Linked DNA regions of Homo sapiens: region 2 is linked to region 1. Evidence: chromatin loops called from intact Hi-C (ENCODE). Cell type or tissue: GM12878. All regions are shown on one strand. Links, peaks and the distances in the headings refer to the core of each region. The heading gives the core; the rest is flanking DNA.

Region 1 (8,345 bases), core at 186-8,185:
TCATCTTCGATAATACATATAGTGACATGAGCAAAAATGTTTCTGATAAGAGCTCAGAAGGAAACAAGGAGCATGTTATTATAAACTGGAGGAAAGGTAATCCTTGTTAAATTAGTAGAAAAAACTTTGGCCAAATTGTGTCCTATAGTTGTATGGAAAACAGAACTTGTAGGTGATAGCCTTTGATATTTAGCCAAGGAAATTTCCAAGCTAAGTATTAATGGTGTGGCTTTGTTTCTTCATTTTGATTACAATAAAATGAAAAAGATAAATTGAGGAAGGAACCATTGAGGCAAAAAAAGCAGCACTTGTGATTTGGGAAATTTGCAATATATACAGATTGCAAAAGATGCTACTATTAGGAAAGCATGCTCTGGAGAGAAGCCAAGGGTATGGCTGGACCACCTTTTGCTGAGATTAGATGTATGTCTTATGGAATCATACATACACTCAACCTTGTCAGAAGAAGCCAGGAATAGAGAGGAGGTTATCCAGGGAAATCTGTGGAGGACCTTCTTCCCTAATGACACAAGACCAGTTGACATACTTAGGAAATCCACAAGGTTTGTGAAGATTTTATGTCTGCAGACACACTACCAGGCTGGACTGAAAGAGACAGAGGATAAAATGAAAGAAGGCTATTGGACTTCTGGGAGTCTAAAGGCAGGAAATGGGCTGCAAGAACTACTTACCTAGAAACATGTGCTACCTTTCAAGAATAATGATTCCAATGCCAGAGCTATGATCCCAGAGACATATGATCCCAGAGCCACAGGCCCAGATGCCTACTAGGCCAGAGCAGCAGGCCCAATGAGTGGAGCCTAGAGTCACAGAGGATTATTCTTGGGCCTTGAAACCTAATATTTCTTTTGCTGCACGTTAGACTTTCTAGGGATGGGTGACTTCTTTATTCCAATTTCTCCTCTTTGAAATGGGAATATCTATAACTGTTACCCTATTCCATTCTCACCATTTTATCTTAAAAGCAGATAACTTGTTTTATAGTTTCACAGCTCCACAGGTGGAGAGGAATTTGGCTCCAGGATTATTCATACCTAGTTTTGTTACAGTAGGTAGCTAGTCAGACATTAGCAGGTCAGGGGAGGCTTCCTTTACCAACCCAGGAATGTTAGGCAACCATCAGGTGATGGTCAGATGGTTGTTAACTGTCTCTCTAAAATAATAATTGGTCATAGCCAGTACAAGGGAAAGGAAGTCTTCCAATAAATAGAAACACCTGAAACTGGTGATTAGCAGCTTCCCAATAAGGTCTCAGGAGTTGGGCCTGGGCTCAAACATGTGCACTAAATGGCAAAACAGTGGAGTTTAAGTGGTAGATGACCTTCTAGGAACATTTGGTGAGGGAAGAACACCACAAATGAGCATGTGTACAACTCCAGTAAACACACTGTACATATGACCCCTCCCAAGTGCTGGCAGGACACTGCAAATGTGGACAGCCCACCCCAAGGAAAGAGTCAGTAGAGAAGGGACACAACCCCCGGGAAGCATGCTGGCATATAAACTCCAACTCAAAGATCAAACTGTGCACTTAATCTCTCAAGTTGCCTGCTTGGCCATCTTCCAAGCATACTATTTATTTTTTGTCATTCCTGCTCTAAAGCTTTTTAATAAACTTTCACTCCTGCTCTAAAATATGCCTCGGTCTTTCACTCTGCCTTGGTCTTTCACTCTGCCTTATGCCCCTTGGTCAAATTGTTTCTTCTGAGGAGGCAAGGATTGAGGTTGCTGCAGACCCATATGGATTCACTGCTGCTAACAGTTTTACCCATACCTGATTTAGATGAAGAGATTTGGGACTTTTGAGCTCATGACATTCAGATAGGATTTTATACTTACAGTTGACGGCTGTGATAGGCTGATATTTCAGAGGATGTTGGGATGGCCTGAATGTGTTTTGCACATTGGAAAAATATAAATATTTGAGGGCAATAGGGTGGACTATAGTGGTTTGAATTCTGGCTCTCAAAAACATATGTACACATGTAAATCTCTGAAACCAATGAAAACTACCTTATTTGGAAAAAAGGTTTTTGCAGATATAATTAAATAACCTTGAGACATTATCCTGGATTACCCAGGTGGGCCTTAAATTCAATGCCAAGGGTCTTTACAAGAGAGAGAAGAGAGAAAGATACACATGCAGGAGAAGGCAGTGTGGAGACAGGGGCAGAGATTGGTTTCATGTGGCCATAAGCCAAGGAGGTCAAGGAATGCCAGCATCTGCCAGAAGCGGGAAGAGGCAAGGAAGGAGTCTCCTCTTGAGCTTCTGGAGGTAGTGTGGCCCTGCTGACACCCTAATTTTGGACTTTTGTCTCCAGAACTGTAAAAAAATAAATTTCTGTAGTTTTAAGACTCCACATTTGTGGTAATTTGTTATAGCAGCCCTATGAAACAAATAAGGAATATCATGTTCAAGCTCTTTTCTTTAAGGCATTGAGACTTTCTTGGTTATGGTTATAGTTTATTCCTCTATATTATAGTGACAATCAAAATGATTCTGGGCCTCCCCTTCAAATCAACATTTCCTAGTAGTCCCAGAGTAGCTAATTCCCTATAGAATTGTCAGAGGCATTAGAACCAGAGCGACTCCATTTTTAGTGAGGGCAAGGAAAATGAGGCTGAGACTTGCTGGGCTGCATTCTCAGAAAATCAGGCATTCTTAGCCTCTAAATGTTTACAGTTAAGGAAACAGTAATGTTTACTAACACAGACCAAGACTGGGTAGTGTCCAGATATCCCAATATCTGGAGAACAAAGGCATTCTTAATTTTGCTTTAAAGATAATATTAATTCTTGCAAAATATAGTTAATTAAGAAAATTAATCCTTTATCACAAATCCTTGTAGCTGACCACATCTCCCTGTATATACAAGCATTGTACCTAGGGTGGATGTGTTCCTCCTCTTACTTTTGGGATCATCTTACTCTGCCTATGGAGTAGCTGTCCTTTCACCACTTGACTTTCTTCATAAACTTGCTTTTACTTTGCACTGTGGACTCACCCTGAATTCTTTCTTGCATGAGATCCAAGAACCCTCTCTTGGGGTCTGGATCGGGACCCCTTTCCTGAAACAGAATGACTAATTTCCTTCTGCCTCACTATAAAATTCTCTTCTTCCCAGGCTGTTGGAGCATATCCTTGGTAGCTTCTACTTCATTCACTTTTCTTTCTTTTCAAAAAGCACACCAAGTAAGTACAGCACCCATCCAACTCTTTATCCTCTTTCCCATCACCTGGTCACAAAGATCCCCTGCACTTCACTGCCCATTCCTTTCTGTAATGTACCTCTGCTTGAATTCAAATGCACATTTGCATTTTAATGGAAATATAATTGACTTCTAGTGAACATTTAAATAATTAAAACTTCACATTTATATTAAAATCCAGTTCCTTTATAGCCTATCCTCCTAACTTTTGGGGAAGATAGTTTCAACACAGATATGTCCAAATCCAGGTGGTGAGCTTTTAACCAGTTAAGAGTACAATAATTCAAAAACTTCAAGACAAACACAATGTCTTATTACATGTATGAACCTTTTAGATTAGGCAGATAACCAAGCATAAGCAGGAGGGGTAGCCTTGAGAAAAGAAAAGTCTGGAAAGTCTGAGGCTTGAGGGACCACCCCAAATTTACATATTAATAGCATCTCTAATGCTGGAGTGGGTGAGCAGGAAGGAGAGGAGGTACCTAGGCAGAAACACCCTGGAATGCCTCTGAAGATGTCACAATAATCATTCACTCTACAGTTAAAATGTCAGAATGTTGCTAGATACATGATGATAAAGGAGGAAAGAGAGCAAAAGGGGCTGTCCCAAGAGATACACAGGTGCAATAAGTAGAGATTTGACAGCTATACAACCTTTCTGGGGTGGTGGTAATGAGCGACACCGCCATTCATTAAGATTCATATTGATCACTGGCCTGTGCATGTGGATTAACCAATGGTAAAGGAGGGTCCCACAAGCCTGGGTGGGGACAAAGGCAGGGATGTAAGCCAGAAGTGGGAAAACTAGACAAAGGGAAAAGGTGGAAACTTGAGACAGAAGTGGGAATGTGAAGAGGAAGCCTGACATGATAAAACTCACAGTGCAGGACCCTTGGGGCTATTTTCCTGCAAGAGCAGCCCACTCCTCTCTTGGTGTGTGCTTATTTTTTTCTGCAATAAGCTCTTTTTTTTCCTGTTTTCTTTCAGTGAAGCTCTCTGTTATCTTTAAACCACCTCTTGACTGAAATCTTTCTCCCAAGTTGACAAGGACTGGGACTTCTGTGCTTCCTGGTAACAATCCCAGATTGTAGCAGAGTGACATAACTTGGTAGTAAATGAACTATGTTCAGTAGATGTATTTTAGTCCATCATGTTAATCATTACTGATCAAAATAGATGTTTTTTGAAGCAGCTCTGAATTAAAAGTTTAAAAAGTACCAACTTATGCTCCTAAAACATACAATGACATAACTTGGTAGTAAATGAACTATGTTTAGCAGATGTATTTTTGACATACATCATGTGAATCATTACTGCTCAAAATAGATGTCATTTGAAGCAGCTCTCAATTAAAAGGTTAAAAAGTACTCAACTTATGCTCCTAAAACATGAATAATGAGAAAAGAGCCAAAAAATCTGAATCATAAGTGGAAAATGAAATGTTATAATTATGGAGAAGCTTGGTTGAATAGTCAACACTTAGATAGGTACAAATGTGAGTTGTGCATAATTTGAAACTCTCCAAGGATCATTCTTGGCCTTGAATGACCTCAGCTTCCTTAAGAAGACAGCTTATGTTTTGTTTCATTCCAGTTCAAATATCAGCCCAATCCTGTGAGTAGCCAAATCATAACCACTTCCCAATTTATCAGTCTCAACTTCAGAATAGTCTAGGAGGATGTAAGATGGGGCTTCTTGGTGGTGGAGATCTGCAAGATTCAGACTTCCTGTTCCTCCTGGATTTGCTTTCCCAAACCTGCCCTAGCCTGATGATGCAGCATGGTGTGTGTGTGCTGGAGTGGGTTCCTGGAGATATTTACGTATGTGTGGCCAGTGGGTGAGAGGTGCTATTCACTGCCTGTTGGTTACTTATGAACTTGATGTGAAACTGGTCATTGGTTCCCTGAGTGACTGGGGTTTGTGTTCTGACTGTTAGCTGCAGTATAATTATTAATCTTTTGAGGGCTCTGCTCAGCTTTGCTGTGCACAGTTCTGTGGTAAGTTTTCTTCCCACAAAGGTGAAACCTTTTGCTATTGGAGTTTTCATGAACTGTTGGGTATCCATACAACTTCCTCTTCATTGAAGAGAATCTCATACCTCTTAGCAACACCTGCTCTCAGCTTTGCTTACTTTCACCTGCATGGTCCCCCTCTCCTGGCACTCAGCAAATAACTTAGCAAATCGTAAAAAATGCCATCACATTCTACACAGTTGCAGAAAACTGTGCAAGTGCTTCTATTCTGCCCCTCACTGAAGGGGTGAGTTGAATGTGCCCTCTTCCTCCATGGCGAAGGATCCTTGATTGAGGATTAGGAGTAGTTTATATTCTGTACTGCTCCATGAAAAGACGGCTTCCCTTAGGCACTCTAGCTCCCTTATATAAAAAATGGTAGTGTGTAGACTGGTACTTAGAATTTGATGGGATACTTTATTTTAGTAATCCCTGAGACAAGACGGTTAACAACACAGTGAGAGTCTGACAGTTTTTTCCTAGTTGAAATGATTCCTTCAGCAATCCTAGCACATTCTATTTAACTCTTGATCCAAGAGTGCTCTGTTAACAGTTCTAGGCCACAGCTGAACATTAGACTCATCTGGACATATTTAAAAATTGTAACCCTTGGAATTCAACCCAAATCAATAAATCAGAATTTTGGGGGCGTATAATCCTAGCACCAGTATTTTTTTAACCAATAGGCTAGAAGGGAAGCCTAGTGAAGATGAATGAACATCCTGTCAGTTCATTGCAACCATATAATCCATAGGAGGAAAGTATTATACTGAAAACTCTAAAATGAAGAAGCTGATATAGTTGATAAAAGGATTTTAGTTCTTAATTTCAAGTCAGCCAAGACAAAGAGAGAAACAGGTTGTGCAGCTATAGTCTAATTAAAAGATACATTAATAGTTGTTTAGAGTTAAAATATTTTGCCCAGATAGAACGAATTGATTGTATGAGTCTTTATGCATTCAAAGGGATAATGGCTCATGTCTTAGATAACAACTTCATAATACAAAAAATGCCACATATTGCTATTGCTTTTGTTTATCATTCATAAAAGCTGAGAAATATGACAACATGAAGGAAGAATAGGCAGTGTTGTGACGCCATTAACTTGCTCTGATTTTCCTGTCAACACATTGGTTTATAAATGTTAATGATACTGTATGATCATTGTTTGGGCAACCACGTAAATGACCATGTTGGGAAATGCTATGCATAACCCAGATTGACTCAAGCAGTCCTGAGATTGGCATTCTTCCCTGATGGGGTTATGTCAAAAATAAGCCTGATGTGTACATTAGTTGATGAGTTTGGGAACTGAAAAAATTAAGAGAATACCAACTCCGTAATATAATAATTGTGCAATGTTAGGGAAGTTGCTTAATTTCTTTGAGTCCCAATTCCTTATTTTCAAAAAGTAGTAATGATCTCTCTTTAATGAGTTATTGTGAGGATTAAGTGAGAGGTACATACATGTGAAGATCCCAAAACAGGGCCCAGTACACAATAGGTACTCTGTGAATATTGGTGGAGATTCTTGTTACTATTTAAACAGACCCACTGTGAAAGTGTTTCTAGAACCATATGGTGCTGAATATTATATTTTATAGATTTTGACACCAGACCTTTCCAATGAAAGAGATATCAGAATATAGGATAATGACCTTAGGAATGAAATGCTTTTTAATCTTAATCTATTTGCTTTGCTGTTGGTTTTCTTTTTCTTAGATTACATAAGGAGCTTCACTTTCAATAAGAAGAGTGAACTCTGAGCCTCTTTCCCCACCTTCAACACTAAAGCAAAGGCAGGATAAAAATATGTCAAAGATCCTTGTTTAATTTATAATACAGATGGTCATTAGAGTATTAGGAATTCGATGTATTATACCACAATCTCTTTCATTATATGAATTTCTTTGTAAAAAAGAAACATTACTATCTGTTTATGGGTTTTACTACCTTTTCAATCTACCAGCCCTGCCACAAACATCACAATGCTGTAACTTCCAAAATATTGTTCTCTTGCAGCACAATTCATGCTTCTGCAGATTGTGCAGACAGCATCCTTTATCGATTATACTGCTGAGATAGCGCATATGTGGTTAAATTTTGCAAGGCTCCACAATGCTAATACTAATTCTGTTCATGTCTTGGCTGGGTTTTGTGTTCAAGGGATGCAGAAGTGGTTTTTTTTCCTCATATTTTTCAAAAATAGGAATAAGCACAGCCGTTGTCAGTATTTATAAAAATATCCATATAAGCTTAGTTCACCCAGGTCCACAGCTGTCAATCAGCAGGAATCACTCTTATTCTCTCTCTGTTTCTGTCTCTGTCTCTTTAAGATCACACATTTTTATTTGTACACACATTTGTATCTGAATTTCTATTGATAAAATTAGAAAAGTCAGTCATCTTTATTCTTCTCAAGTACTGATAAGAAATTTAGAGGAAGGAATTATAAAACTGGTGAAATTTGATATTAAACATAAAAATATTAGCAAGAAATGTGAAGATGTAAAGTATCTTAAAAATCTGTACATTGAAATAGCTTGTAGGAATAGCAGGTAGCCCAGTACCCATATTATTAGACCATCTATATTGTGTGTTTCCCACCAACATAAGATAAGGGACTATGGGTATAAATCTGATTTTCTAGGAAAAAAATAACTTCCAGAGGAAATATCAATTTTATGTCTTGCTCTCTAAAACTTCACTGTATATAAAGTCATTTATAATTGTCATTGGCGAAGTCATCATAATTTATTTTCCTGGTGCCTGTGGGTTGGCTAAGCCCCTTTTGCTTTTAGATTTTATATTCACCTTTTCCTGTTTCATCTGTAGAGTGAGCAAAAAGAACTTGTAAAAGACATAATATGAGTCATCCTTCAACAATAGATTTCTCCTGAGATGGTATTTCTAAGTGTAAATTGCCTTTTTTCTCTTCTGCTCAAAATAAGGACTGAGGGTTGTTTATTCTCTCTACTGCTTTGGCTGTCGTGCCTGTAATCTCTCTCTCTCCTCCTCTCTTTGTCTCTCTGTTAGTTTAGTGGATGGCAAATTGTTTCTCTAGGTGCCAATTGTAACTGCCATCTTGCTATCACAGTCGTA
Region 2 (8,345 bases), core at 69-8,068, 490 kb before region 1:
AGGCATATTCCTATAAAATTTTCAGACTCCAAAGATAATGATAAAATCTTACAGGGTCCAGATAGAAAAAAAACGTTAGTTGGAAAGGACAAATAATCAGACATACATTACATTTCCTGTGTGCACTTCTTGAGACTGGAATGTGGTGGTTTAATGGTAGTAGACCAGAAGATTACACCCATGAATCTTAGGCTAGGCTAAGCTAAGCTATCAGTTACCTCTTAGGGAGAAAGATGTTTGCAGATGTGTGAGAATTCAGAGATTAGAGAAGTCTTGAGAAAATATACCAGTCAACAAAAGGGCTTGAACAGTGACTCTAGGATATGAGAAGATAATGAAGGGAAATAGTGGTAAGCAATAATCTTGGCAGTATACACGATTTTCTTTTTTTTTTTTTCATTATACTTTAAGTTCTAGGGTACATGTGCACAACGTGCAGGTTTGTTACATATGTATACATGTGCCATGTTGGTGTGCTACACCCAATAACTCGTCATTTAACATTAGCTATATCTCCTAATGCTATCCCTCCCCCCTCCCCACACCCCACGACAGGCCCCGGTGTGTGATGTTCCCCTTCCTGTGTCCATGTGTTCTCATTGTTCAATTCCCACCTGTGAGTGAGAACATGCGGTGTTTGGTTTTTGGTCCTTGCGATAGTTTGCTGAGAATGATGGTTTCCAGCTTCATCCATGTCCCTACAAAGGACATGAACTCATCATTTTTTATGGCTGCATAATATTCCATGGTGTATATGTGCCACATTTTCTTAATCCAGTCTATCGTTGTTGGACATTTGGGTTGGTTCCAAGTCTTTGCTATTGTGAATAGCGCTGCAAGAAACATACGTGTGCATGTGTCTTTATAGCAGCATGATTTATAATCCTTTGGGTATATACCCAGTAATGGGATGGCTGGGTCAAATAGTATTTCTAGTTCTAGATCCCTGAGGAATCACCACACTGTCTTCCACAATGGTTGAACTAGTTTACAGTCCCACCAACAGTGTAAAAGTGTTCCTATTTCTCCACATCCTCTCCAGCACCTGTTGTTTCCTGACTTTTTAATGATCGCCATTCTAACTGGTGTGAGATGGTATCTCATCGTGGTTTTCATTTGCATTTCTCTGATGGCCAGTGATGATGAGCATTTTTTCATGTGTTTGTTGGCTGCATAAATGTCTTCTTTTGAGAAGTGTCTGTTCATATCCTTCTCCCACTTTTTGGTGGGGCTGTTTGTTTTTTTCTTGTAAATTTGTTTGAGTTCATTGTAGATTCTGGATATTAGCCCTTTGTCAGATGAGTAGATTGCAAAAATTTTCTCCCATTCTGTAGGTTGCCTGCTCACTCTGATGGTAGTTTCTTTTGCTGTGCAGAAGCTCTTGAGTTTAATTAGATCCCATTTGTCAATTTTGGCTTTTGTTGTCATTGCTTTTGGTATTTTAGACATGAAGTCCTTGCCCATGGCTATGTCCTGAATGGTATTGCCTAGGTTTTCTTCTAGGGTTTTTATGGTTTTAGGTCTAACATTTAAGTATTTAATCCATCTTAAGTTAATTTTTGTATAAGGTGTAAGGAAGGGATCCAGTTTCAGCTGTCTACATATGGCTAGCCAGTTTTCCCAGCACCATTTATTAAATAGGGAATCCTTTCCCCATTTCTTGTTTTTCTCTGGTTTGTCAAAGATCAGATGGTTGTAGATGTGTGGTATTATTTCTGAGGGCTCTGTTCTGTTCTGTTGGTTTATATCTGTTTTGGTATCAGTACCATGTTTTGAAAAGATCAACAAAATTGATAGACCGCTAGCAAGACTAATAAATAAGAAAAGAGAGAAGAATCAAATAGATGCAATAAAAAATGATAAAGGGGATATCACCACTGATCCCACAGAAATACAAACTACCATCAGAGAATACTATAAACACCTGTACTCAAATAAAGTAGAAAATCTAGAAGAAATGGATAAATTCCTGGACACATACACCCTCCCAAGACTAAACCAGGAAGAAGTTGAATCTCTGAATAGAACAATAAAAGGCTCTGAAATTGAGGCAATAGTTAATAGCTTACCAACCAAAAAAGTCCAGGACCAAACGGATTCATAGCCGAATTCTACCAGAGGTACAAGGAGGAGCTGGTACCATTCCTTCTGAAACTATTCCAATCAATAGGAAAAGAGGGAATCCTCCCTAACTCATTTTATGAGGCCAGCATCATCCTGATACTAAAGCCTGGCAGAGACATAACAAAAAAAGAGAATTTTAGACCAATATCCCTGATGAACATCGATGCAAAAAAAATCACAAGCATTCTTATACACCAACAACAGACAAACAGAGAGCCAAATCATGAGTGAACTCCCATTCACAGTTGCTTCAAAGAGAATAAAATACCTAGGAATCCAACTTACAAGGGATGTGAAGGACCTCTTCAAGGAGAACTACAAACCACTGCTCAACGAAATAAGAGGATACAAACAAATGGAAGAACATTCCATGCTCATGGGTAGGAAGAATCAATATCGTGAAAATGGCTATACTGCCCAAGGTAATTTATCGATTCAATGCCATCCCCATCAAGCTACCAATGACTTTCTTCACAGAATTGGAAAATCTACTTTAAAGTTCATATGGAACCAAAAAAGAGCCCGCATCGCCAAGTCAATCCTAAGCCAAAAGAACAAAGCTGGAGGCATCACACTACCTGACTTCAAACTATACTACAAAGCTACAGTAACCACAATCTTCAATCTCAGTGGTTAATGACCAACTGTTGGCAAATGTTTTCTGTAAATTTTAAAGAAGTTTTCTTTTTTTCTCCTCCGGCTTTGAATTTGAAATCTTTCAAACACATATAACATTTGAAAGACTGTTATGTAGTTTCACCAATTTCTCTTGTGGAATTTCTCTTCTAATTCAGGTATACTCTTTGGAGATGGCTCATTCCAGAGCAGGAGGGATAGAAAGTAAGCCTGCATTTTTTTTACTTGCCAGAAAGTAAGGAAATGCTCAAAGACAAATGGACACATGTCAAAAGGGCAGAGAGCACATGCAGGAGATTGATTGGAGAGTACTTTTCATAAGATCACCTGTAAGGGAGCGAGCAAAGCAGCACTGGCAGAGGAAGTTGAGTTGTGATGCAGTTCATCTTGTGCACATGGAGAGTTCTGGACCTAGGATGACCCTTCAGAGTGTTCTGAATTGGGTCAATTGAGCTGGGCCCTTATACCCAACATGGACCAGTCATTTGAAGTGGGCTTCCCCTAGAGAGGGGACATACCCTTGGGTGAGGAAGCTCCTTTCATAGAAGGCAATTCCTGGAGAGATGCCAGTTGTGAGCTCCCACATGCAACATTCTTACAGCTGGGGAAGAGTGCATTGGTACTAAAGTAAGTCCTGGACAGTACACCCGAGCAATCCCTACCATCGTTCACTAGCTTCATAGAATATATTCACCCCATCTGGGAACAGAAGCTCTAGTATTCTGATTGGTCTCTTTTTCTGGAAATACAGAGGAGAGTAAGTAGGATTTATTCCAGTCTCTTTCATTACACCTTGTCTTCAGGCCACAACTAATACTCATTGTCTCCTTCTGCTACTGATTCTAGATTTCCCCTTACCCTTGACTAACGCCTCTACTGATCTAAGCCACTTACCTTGTGGGTCCCTGAGGCCCTTGTTACCACGCTTTCCTGAGGCTGTGACTGTAGAATTTGTTCATTTCCTATCAAAATTGGGCAAAGGAGTATGAAGAGATACCCTTCATTTATACCCTTCATATGGCAAACATAATGTGTTCATTACCTGGGTGATAAAAATATGCTTCCCCATACTCACCATGTGGCAGAAGCTCCACTTTTTCCTGATAATCAAGGTCTATTAGCCCTACATAGATGGTGACTCCTTTTCTTGCCCTCTGGTCTCTTGGCCCAAAATGTATGAAATGACCAGGTGGCAGTTGCAGCTTACAGTTTAACGGGCTGTGTCCACTGATGGGACCAGGACCTCTAGATTAATTGAACCTAGCATTCAGGGATGAGAAATAAAAATGAAAATTGCTAAATGGGTCATTGGGAATGACAGCAAGTGGGGCCATTCCTGCTGCTCCCCTTAGTTTCCTGTCTGCATTTTACCTATTGCAGATGCAGTCACTATGTAATGTTTTTTGATTTCAGGTATAACCTCATCCTGGAGCAGGGCACCCTATCGTCAGATGGTATCATCTTTAAGGGGTTGTCTCAGCCATGCCTTTAGAATTACCTTTCATTGCTTGTCATGCTGGAAGCTTCTGAATGTTGCATTTTGTGATAGAAACAGTGGGTACCATGGTCATGTGCTCACATCTCCTTTGCGGTAAAGAAAAGGATCACTCATTAACATCCACCAGATAACATTCTCCATGAAAGCACCAAATAAGTAAGTATACAAAATACTAACCAATTGAAATTATCCAGCTTCTGTCATTGGCCCCCTTAGTGCTGGCATAATGGACAAAGCAGCCATGGTGACAGGGATGGAGGCTATGCCCGGGCCCAAAAGTATGAGTTCTCTCTCACCAAAGCTGAACTAGCTACTGCTGTGCTCACACCGTGGTCATATGCTCACATCTCCTTTGCTGTAAAGACAGTCCCTTGGTCCAAGACAATGTTATGTGGAATATGGTTAAAGTGAACCAGAAACATAAGTTCTCAGGTAGTGGTTCTGGCTAAGGGTCTGCAGGCAGAAAGGTCAAATCCATGTTGTAATATATGTTGATTCTTGTCAAAGTGATTTATTTCCACTTTCAGAGTGGAGAGGGTCCAGTGTAATCCATTTACCAACAACTGTCTCGTTAATTTCTTTGAGGGAATGTGCTATATTGGGGGCTCAGCTTTGTGTCTGTTACTGGTAGGTTAGATAATCTGTAGTAGCATAGCAGTAGCTAGTTCAGCCTTGGTGAGAGAGAGCCCATACTGTTGGGCCCATGCATAGCCTCCATCCCTGTTGCCGTGGCTGCTTTGTCCTAAATTATACTAGCACTAAGACGGCCAATGACAGAAACTGGATAATTTCAGTTGGTTAGTATTCTGTATACTTACTTGTTTAGTGCCTTCTTCATGCAGAATGTTCTCTGGTGAGTGTTAATGAGTCACCCAAAGATCTTCATACTTTATGTTTACCCCCCTAGGTCCATTCTCATGCCCCTTTTCCAGGAAAACCAATTAAGAGACTTGGCAGTCTTTTAGATGAGAGTCGAGGCCCTGAGCTAGCAGAGCGGCAGTGAGAATATAAATAAACAATGATATATGAGTGGAATTTTAAGTTAGGCTTGTGACATTTTGGAGACCTTAAAGTTCCTAATCTGATTGATTAGGAAGATCAGAAGTTTGTTTGTTTGTTTGTTTGTTTGTTTATTTATTTGAGATGGAGTCTTGCTTTGTCACCTAGACTGGAGTGCAATGGCGCAATCTCAGCTTACTGGAGCCTCCGCCTCCTGGGTTCAAGTGATTCTCCTGTCTCAGCCTAATGAGTAGCTGGGATTACAGGTGCTCACCACCATTCCTGGCTAATTTTTTTGTGTTTTTAGTGGAGATGGGGTTTCACATTTTGGCCAGGCTAGTCTTGAACTCCTGACCTCAAGTGATCCGCCTGCTTTGGCCTCCCAAAGTGCTGGGATTACAAGCATGAGCCACAGCGCCTGGCCAATTTATTTATTTTTAATTTCTCATTTATTTTTAATTTGGATAGGAGAACCTTATTTCTCAGAAAGGGTTGTAGCCTACAGGGTGGCCATTCTGACAGGCTAGGAAGTGTAGCCTCCGGCCAGAAGCCATAAACAGATACTTCAAGGGAGGGGCAAAGAGCAGGAATTTTTGCTGAGCAGGATGGCCAAATATACATATTTAATAAGTTATAGGAGGAGTCATAAGTATTTATGAAAGGAGAAACATGTGCATGCACAATTGAGCTTCATACTCCTTCACGGGTCCCATGTACAAAAATTGTCAGTGTTAGCGTGATCTGAGGGTGGAATTTTCGGTCCTCTGATGCCAAAAGGTGAAGCAGAGGACATTAAAACCCTTATGTACATTCTTCGTAGATTGGCCAGAACCACTCCATCATCATTGGTCTCTTATCGGGTGAAAAGGAGGGGAAGCATCAGGCTGTTGGTTGATATCAGTGGTGTAGTCTTTTGAAAGGGCTGGTTTCTGCTAAGCCCTTAGGGAAGAAAGGCTAATTATGGTTAGCAAGGTAGCGAGTATAACAACATGTGTCTGACCTCTCCATCCCATCAAGACTGAGAACTCAGTTTTCAAGATTTCTCTGGGGTTCCTTTGGCCAAGAAATGGTCTGTTTAATCAATTGAAGGGGCTTAGAATTTTATTTTTAGTTTACATTCTCTCCCATTTGGCCAAGACCTGCCAGACTTTTCTTTTGTCCCATATCATTGCTGGGGTGATGTGGCTACCTGCTGCAGGTCCATCCTGTCCCTCAGTGGGACCCTTGTGACAGAGGGACTTAGAGCCAAAAGACTTACAGCCAACTAAACATTTTATGCCAGATGAGAATGGAGGTGGGCAGGTAACCATCAACACTTAAAACCTTTTAAGCAACATAAGAGCCAAAAACCAAAGCCAAAAAGTAAGGTTATAAAAGTGACTTACCAGTTCTATGCACTGAGCTACTACAATCTTGGTGTTAGTTACAGACTTGTAGCCGTTAGCTATATAAAACATAAGCATTTTGCTAAAACCATTTTAAGCTAAGGAATTTAGAGATTTTGTTGTTCTGCAATGCCTTTTGCAATCTCTTAAGTAATTTATCTTAAGGTGGCTGAAAAATTTCTTATTATATCATTATTTGTGTGAACCCCGTAACTGGGAACAACTATACTGAGAAGGCTTTGTCACCAGGTGTCTTGATATTCTCTTAGTAATTCTCATTTACTTCTATGGAAAGCAGGAAATTCTTTATGGTTGGATGGATGGAAAGGGACCACAAGATGGCTCAGGAGGAAAAGTCTCTCAAAAATTTGCCAGCTCTTTAGGCAATCTGTGTGCCTGTCCTTGATTTGGAGAGTCTGAACTAATTCTGTCCCTCAAAACTGGCCCTTACAATCTCACACACCCACCTTTTCCCCCATAGTCTCTGGGCCTAGAGAGAGGGTGCATCTGTTGTTTCAGCAGCAAGGCAATGACAATGAAAAAAAGATTGGGTCCAATAAGATTGCAAATGAGGGACATTCACAGCCTTTGTAGAATCATCTCTGGTTTTTACAATATCATGATTCTGGTTTTCTCAGAAGAAGTAAAACAGTGAGAGATAAATAACATTAATAATTTGACAATCAAAAGAGAATGTGTATGTCAGAATGGAAAAAGGAACCTATTCTGTTAGGGAGACAACTAAAACCATCATGCAGAAATTAATTTTAATTGAGACAAAAGATTTAGGAAAAAGTTGCTCTGTAGGTTGGAGACACAAATTTTATTTTAGACCAGCAGACTATTAGAAATGCTGGTACAAAACTCAAGAAAGGAGTCAGAATTAAAGACAAACACATAGCTGTGTCATAATCCTACCCATTTTATAACTGAGAAATATGGGAGAAAAGATTGTTGTCGCCTCTCTAATATACCCATTATAATCTTCAACCTGCTGAGTACTGGGGGATTAGGATCATGGGGGAACAAACAGATAAACAACAGCTAACACAAGAAAATGGATTTAATCAGGTTTAAAGCTTAGTCTTATGTAAGAATTTAAACATTTCGTTTCAATAATGCTTAGTGTCTTGGAATAATTGCTCAGGGTCTCAGATAGCTTCTCTTCCTAAGACAACATCTAAGTATGTGGTGCTGGGGTGGCTTCTATGATGTTACAGCTTAAGGAAGGCAGGATTCCCAGATTTGCATATTATCCCAAGGCTCCTCTGGTTGCCATGGCGATGTCCTTTGTTTGCTGGCTGCTGCTGCTCTCTCTCAGCATTTGGATTGCTTCTCCCACAGTTTGGTCAGAGCCTAGTGATGCTGCTGGTTGACAAAGCTTCTGGTATTGGGGAGCCCTCTGGATATGAGCTGGAGTCAGCTCAGGCTGGGTGGCTCACTCTGAGCCTCCATCTTCACTTCCACACAGAAGTCTCACCTGGCAAGCTCCCTAGCAAGATACTCTAGGGCTGACATTTGCCCACCTTGGGAAAGCTAAACTCATAGGCTCAGGTGCAAAGTTATTTTGATACTTTCTTGGTTATTTGCCTTTTAATTTGTTTAGTATCTATCACTGGCCGCCCTCCTTCCTCTAACACATACACACACTAGAATATAAGCTCATGATAATGGGGATCTTGTAATTCTTGTTCATTGCTGAA

The links. A loop is a pair of places that touch in the nucleus more often than their neighbours do. Peaks named below come from ENCODE experiments on the same cell type or tissue, not always from the same donor. Only the 100,000 strongest peaks of a DNase experiment are listed, where the experiment ranks them.
Region 2: it touches region 1 in a loop (2.4-fold over the local background); 4 of 110 quality-filtered maps call a loop at or near these places.

What each region holds. Positions count from the first base shown.
Region 1 is chr14:39,969,106-39,977,450 of GRCh38, forward strand. No RefSeq gene overlaps it. Among named protein-coding and RNA genes, the nearest start is that of FBXO33, 540 kb to the left of the region's middle. In GM12878, for the core only: no CTCF peak of the experiment used is centred there; a DNase peak (open chromatin) is centred at 5,136.
Region 2 is chr14:39,480,844-39,489,188 of GRCh38, forward strand. The region is part of intron 2 of LOC105370461 (a long non-coding RNA gene); the gene reads left to right. The region is part of intron 2 of LOC105370460 (a long non-coding RNA gene); the gene reads left to right. It overlaps LOC112267899 (a long non-coding RNA gene), which reads left to right and starts at 2,674. Exons shown (of 3, transcript XR_001750732.3): 1 at 2,674-3,517; 2 at 4,174-4,414. In GM12878, for the core only: no CTCF peak of the experiment used is centred there; no DNase peak of the experiment used is centred there.